Regions from separate parts of the Mus musculus genome. Here region 2 is linked to region 1. Evidence: chromatin contacts called from ENCODE POLR2A ChIA-PET data. All regions are on one chromosome and are shown on one strand. The core of a region is the stretch at or near the end of the contact, and the rest is flanking DNA. Distances in the headings are between cores, read along the strand shown.

Region 1 (2,879 bases), core at 191-2,690:
GGGTCCCAGGCCGAAGTCGCCGTTCCTGTGCGCCGCCCCAGCCAGGGTCAGCTCCGACCCGGCTGCCGCGCTGTCTAAGTTTTCCAAATCGATCTCCTCATCCTCGTCGTCGTCGGCCAGCCCCTCGCCCCCCGTGTCCTCCTCCTCTCCTGCGAGCTCCTCCTCCTCCATCTCCAGCTCGCGTTTGCTCTCTTCCTCGTCTTCCTCTTCGTCCTCCTCCTCCCGCTCGCTCCCATAAGCATTGCCCTCCTCGTCCGTGCGACTACGGGGAGCCCACGTCATCTTGTTCTCCTTCTTGAGGCGCCGGCGCGCGTTGGCGAACCAGGTGGACACCTGGGTGAGGGTCATCTTGGTGATGATGGCCAACATGATCTTCTCGCCCTTGGTGGGGTACGGGTTCTTGCGGTGCTCGTTGAGCCAGGCCTTGAGCGTGCTCGTGCTTTCCCGGGTGGCGTTCTTGGGACGGGACGGGTCCCCGAACTGGTACTGGCCATAGGGGTAGAAGGCGGGGTGCGGGTGCGGGAACGCGGCGGCCGTGGCCGGATGCTGGACGCCAGGGCTGTCCTTCAGCTCATACTGAGCGCCCTGTACGCACATGGAAAAGGAAGGGGACACGCGCGCAGGGAGCGCGAGTGAGCTCCTGCCGTCCCCACCTTTATCCTCCCGCCGGGACCCCAGCTTTCTTCTGCACGCTCACCTTGCCCCACACCCCAACTCCAACCCCTCTCTCCCGGGTTTCTCTGGCTCTTACCAGCTGTGGGAAGATGGGCAGCTCCGTGGCGTAGGGCAGGAAGGCGCCGTAACCCTGAGCGGCGGCGGCGGCAGCTGCGGCAGCGGCGTAGGGTGCCCCGTACACTGATGAAAGCACATTGGATAGGGACCCAGAGGCGGCCAACTCGGAGGCTCCGGCGCCGGGACCGCTCCGGCCCCCAGCGCTACTGCCGCCTCCACCGCCGCCCGCAGCTCCCGGGCGTTCGGGTGGGTAGAGAGGGCGGATGTACTGGTATCCGAGCTGGGGGAAGGACATGGTGGCCCGCGGCGCACCTACGGACTGGGGGCCCGGACCCCCGAGCCGCCGTGCTCAGCTCCGGACCCCGGCTCCGGAGCGCATCGGGGGCTGGGCCGAGCCCGGGCCGCGCTGCGTCGCGCTCCGCGTTCGCCTATTGATCTGCTCCGCGGCGGGCGGCGGCGGCGGCAGCGGCGGCAGCGAGGAGTCAGGTCAGGTCCGAACAGATTGGCCGAGATTCCCTGGGCTCCGGGCTCTGATTGACATTTCTACGGGGCCTCAAGCCCCTCCTCTCTGCGCAGCACTCCCTCCTCTAGGCCGGGCGAGCCGCTCTGCGCTAGGCGCTCAGTTCTGCCCTCCTCTCCGGGAGCTGTGTCGCGCCTCGCTTCCTTCGCCCTCCTCTAGTTTACACTCTCCTCCTGTCCTGTCCTCTCCCCTCCCCTCGCTGCGTCCCCCCTCACCCCACCCCTGGCCGCTTCCGCTCCCGAGGCTCCTTCGCAGTCCTGGACGCTGGGAAACTGCGGTTCTTTTTGCTCTTTCTGTTTCTCACGGTTGCTTTTGCTCACCTTTCTGCTCTCTTCACTTTTCCTAGTCTGACTCCTCTCTTTTAAATCTCTTTACTCTCTCGTTCTCTCTTCCCCTCTTCCCCGGTCTCCGCACCCTGAGCTAAGGCGGCTTAAAGTTGAAGACACTTAGAACGCTGTGCGGGGGGTGTGTGTCCGCGTCAGTGTCTGTGTGTCCGTCCCCGCCCTTCCACCCCCTCCTTCACCCTTCCCCAAATCTCGAGTCTGACGTCGCGCCCTCTTATTCGACTTTTCCCTGCGTCTCCTCCTGGAGTCGCCAATCACCCGGGAGCCTTCTGGGCGAGGCGGCCCTCCCCCGCGAGTACAGAGCGCCGGGCGGGGCGGGGCGGGACTGGACTCAGTCTCTTCCCGCCCCCTCCTGCCCGCACTCGGAGGGGAGAGCCGAGACCACGAGTGGCGGCTTAGTACAGGGTCACCTAGCCCCTCAGGTCTTCCAACTCCTCAATTCTCAGCCCCCTTCGAAGCTGTAGTTCCGGGTTGGGACAGGACCCTGGACCAAGGCAGGCTTCCGGGGCTTCCCGCCCTCCCCCCCCCCCCCCCGTGGCTCCCTTTGCACTTTTCAGCTCTGGTCCCTAGGTCGTTCTCCAAAGCCTAAGCCTGCAGCTAAAAGAGTGAACGTGCTGCCTGGGAGTTGGGAGTGCTGCCTCTCCGAGCTTTAAAAGACCTATTCTGTGCTGGGTGGGGGGAGGGCGGGGGAACCCCGCAGTTTGCTACATTTACACCTCCAGGGTACCTTGTTGAGAATCCTCACAAGAAATAGTGAGTTTGGCGCCTAGGTGGTCTGGTGGAACAAGCAAGGAGTTGGTGGAGCTCCTGGCTATGGAGTGGGGGAGGAGCAGAGAAACTTAGAGCCTAGGCTCTGGGAACTTTCCGAAAGCTCTTCCGAGAAGTTTCTATGTTGGTGTGATTTTTTTTTTTTTAATTGCGACCATTCATTTCACTATCCCCCTCCCCTTTCCGCTCTCTGGTCCCCAGACCCAGCGTTTTTCTTTTGGCGAGAATTCCCCCAGAGCCGTAGAGAGTGTGCATTGTGGGGGCGGGGAGCAAGACTTTGGTTTTATGGTAGGATATTTCCTAAATCTAACTTGAAATGTGAGTGTCCAAGTGCCCACCGTCACGGATTAGTGTGTGCAGTGGAAAGTCATACTGAAATTCCCGGGATAGCTGGAGCTCCCAGATAAGGCTGTAGCGGCGACCCACGCGCGGGCCAGGCCTGCTGTGGGCCTGCGGACTGAACAACTCCCCGGCTGCGATTCTTCAGTAGAGTGAAGAGCCCTAGCTTAGAGGCA
Region 2 (2,879 bases), core at 164-2,663, 220 kb before region 1:
TGAAGTCAACTTCCATGCGTGCCTCCTGCTTCCCTAGAGCTGTGGGAACTGCCAAAGGAGAATCGAGAGTGCCAGTCCCAAGGGCAGAGAATGTTCCAGAAGTAACCTCCCCTCTCCAAAAAAGGAAACTTTTACAAGAGGCTTTAGATTTTACCAAACATGACTCTGGATTCTAAATGTTGGAATATTTAGGGTACCAGGTCTGACATCATGAATTAGGCCCCTCTGCATGGAGCACCCAGGGTGCTGACAGCCTTCATGGGGGACACTGATGCTCACTGAAGAAGTCATGCAGTAAATCCTCTTTGGAAATAAACAGAAAGCAGCTTTTGAGGACCAGGCTTTTACCCCAGACCAGAACCTGTCAGCCACAGGCAGAAGTCATTAGCAGGATTTATGCTTGCCTGTATCCAGCACTGAGTCAAAGGGAGATCCGCAGCAGGGGTCTCTCCTCCGGAAGAGGAGTGGGGAAGACTTTCCGGGTAAAGTTTCAAAGAACCTAATGCAGAAATCCCCTTAACAAACACTAGGATTTGGGTTTGTAACTCATCTCTCTCAGCTTAGGGCCTGGGGAGGTGTGCAGCCTTTGGCCTGCACCACCAGAGGGAAGAAGAAAGGGGGAGATGTATCAGAAACTGCATAAAACAATGCATCCTTCCTAACTTGGCACCATGTGCATCTTTGCTTGGTAGACCTGCATTGTGAATGACCCTAGCAGCTGATGGCTGGCTTGTAGGCGAATCTTCTTGCTGTTTATAACTTCATTTTGCCTCCAGTAAGAATGTACCATTAACTGGCTGGATCCTCCCAAAATCTGTAGCTAGTTAGATTGGAAAAAGCTAATTGTCTCTACACTGCGTTGCAGACGTCTCCATCACTTGGCTGTTTCCACCTCAACGGAAACATACAACACCGAGACTTTTGGCTTTCCTCTCTGTTCTGTGTATGCCTCTGGCATTGAGAAGTACTACCAGGGTGGGTCTGTAGCCTGTAAGCGACGTAAAGTCAGCACAAAGAGCATCCTGGGATCTCTGAGTCTGTGTCCCCTTAACGCTCTGCTGGCCCCTGGCCTCCAGTCAGAACCTGGGCAACCACTTTTGCTATGGTTTTCTTTTCCTTCTCACGCTTGGTTGTGAACTTATTTTGACTGGGGGTTTTACTTGTCACCCCCCATGTTGACATTTCACGTTATTGCATTAAGGAGAACCTAGGAGAAAGCAAACAAGCAAGTGTATTCCGACAGGTCACAGACGTCCTACTCAGATTTCAAAGAAAAGCACGGAGCAGCCTTATGGTAGAAAACAGGGAACAGATATGTTCACGGGATGCGCAGACTCCCAACTCTGGGAGTTTGGGCCTTAGTCAGATGCCAAATGGGGTGTCTCACTTAGGTAAGGGCAGCTCCTGAGACTTCAGGGGCGGCTACCCTGGTCCCTCTCTGTCTCCAGGAAATCCTTTGGACTCCTGCTAACATTCCGAGCCTCTGATTCTAAGTGACTACAACAACAAAGGGAATAGCTGGGCTCAGAGAACTGTTGCCACAGCGTCTCTAGGGGACAGGTTTGCTTTGGTCTGTAAATTCCCCAAAGGCAAGCTGAGACTATGTAAATTAAAGAAATGGAGCCAGTGACAACCCAACTCTGTGGTTTTATTTGACTTTGCAAAGCACATGTCCATCAATGTGTCCTGTCCCGGGCAGCACAAAGTGATTAAAGCCCAACAACCGTCAGGGTGTTTTAATTGCTGTAGCGTGTGCTGGGGCGAAGAAGAGTTGGAGTCACCAGCCGTGCGGTGCCTCTTTGGTTTTTTGGTTTGGTTTGGTTTGGTTTTCTTACCTTGCAGCTATTTTCTTTGATTCATCAGAATTTTATTTTGTTGTACTTTAAGCTGGTATCACACAGTGCAGCAAAGCCTGGCCCCAAACTCACTATTCTCCTGTCTGAGCCTCCTCAGTCCTGGAATGACAGGCCTGTGTTACCACACCCAGCCTCCCTGGAACATCTACCGACAGAAAACAGGAGCCAGTGGGAATTCTGAGCTAAGTTCTCTGGCCCCCATTTAAACAGGAGCCAGTGGGCATTCTGAGCTAGGTTCTCTGGTCCCCATTTCACTCTGCTATAAAATGAAGAACTTGGGCAAGATCAGAGCTAGGAAGTCATCTTCTACTTCTGAGTTTGACCATTCCAAGGCCCCCCTTTTTTTTCTGCCATGAATTTAATTTTTAAGACTTTTAAATTTTATTTTTATTTTATGTATCTGGGTGTTTTACCTGTATGCATGGATGTGTTTCACATGTATGCCTGGTGCCTGAGGAGGCCTGAGAAGAGCGTGTCAGATTGCCTGGGACTGGAGTTCCAGATATTTGTGAGCCCCATGTGGGTGCTTGGAATCAAACCCAGGTCCTCTGGAAGAGCAGCTAATACTTTTAACTGCTGAGCTATCCCTCCAGTTCCTTAGATGCGGTCTTGCATTTTTATCAAAGTGTAAGCAAAGATGAGTTCCCCTTTTTCTTCACCACTGTCATTTTCACATTTGTCTTATCGTCATGTTACCCTGTAGAATTCCAGAATTGCTTCAGCTGGTCAGAGTCCTTAATATCCAGTCAGTTTTTAAAATTAGTTTTGTAAAGTTATGATGCTTTAAGAGAATGTAAGCACCCCCTTAAAAATATATGTCACCAAAAGGACACATTAACAGGTGTTGATGAAGAAAGAAGAATGGTAATGTATATACACTGCTGGTGGAAATGCAAAATGTACAGCTTCTGTGGGAGATCAGAAGGCTGCAAAGGAGCACACAACCTAGCAACACTACTCAGTACCTAAGAGGAGTAGGAGCTGTGCCCACACAGACCTTTTATGCAGGTGTGGAGAGCAGCT

Evidence for each region. ChIA-PET counts read pairs that join two places held with the same protein, here RNA polymerase II (POLR2A).
Region 2: POLR2A ChIA-PET joins it to region 1 with 21 read pairs in Patski. The contact joins the enhancer-like site here to the promoter of Irx3 in region 1. POLR2A ChIA-PET finds 5 or more read pairs at or near these places in 2 of 5 experiments (Patski and embryonic stem cell).

What each region holds. Positions count from the first base shown.
Region 1 is chr8:91,800,214-91,803,092 of GRCm38, forward strand. It overlaps Irx3 (Iroquois related homeobox 3), which reads right to left and starts at 1,441. Exons shown (of 4, transcript NM_008393.3): 1 at 752-1,441; 2 at 1-585. The coding sequence starts at 1,027.
Region 2 is chr8:91,575,323-91,578,201 of GRCm38, forward strand. The region is part of intron 8 of Fto (fat mass and obesity associated); the gene reads left to right. Among named protein-coding and RNA genes, the nearest start is that of 4831440D22Rik, 110 kb to the left of the region's middle. Within about 2 kb of position 1,414, at least 1 of the 3 ENCODE cell types and tissues checked has a DNase peak (open chromatin) inside an H3K27ac peak, as active enhancers do.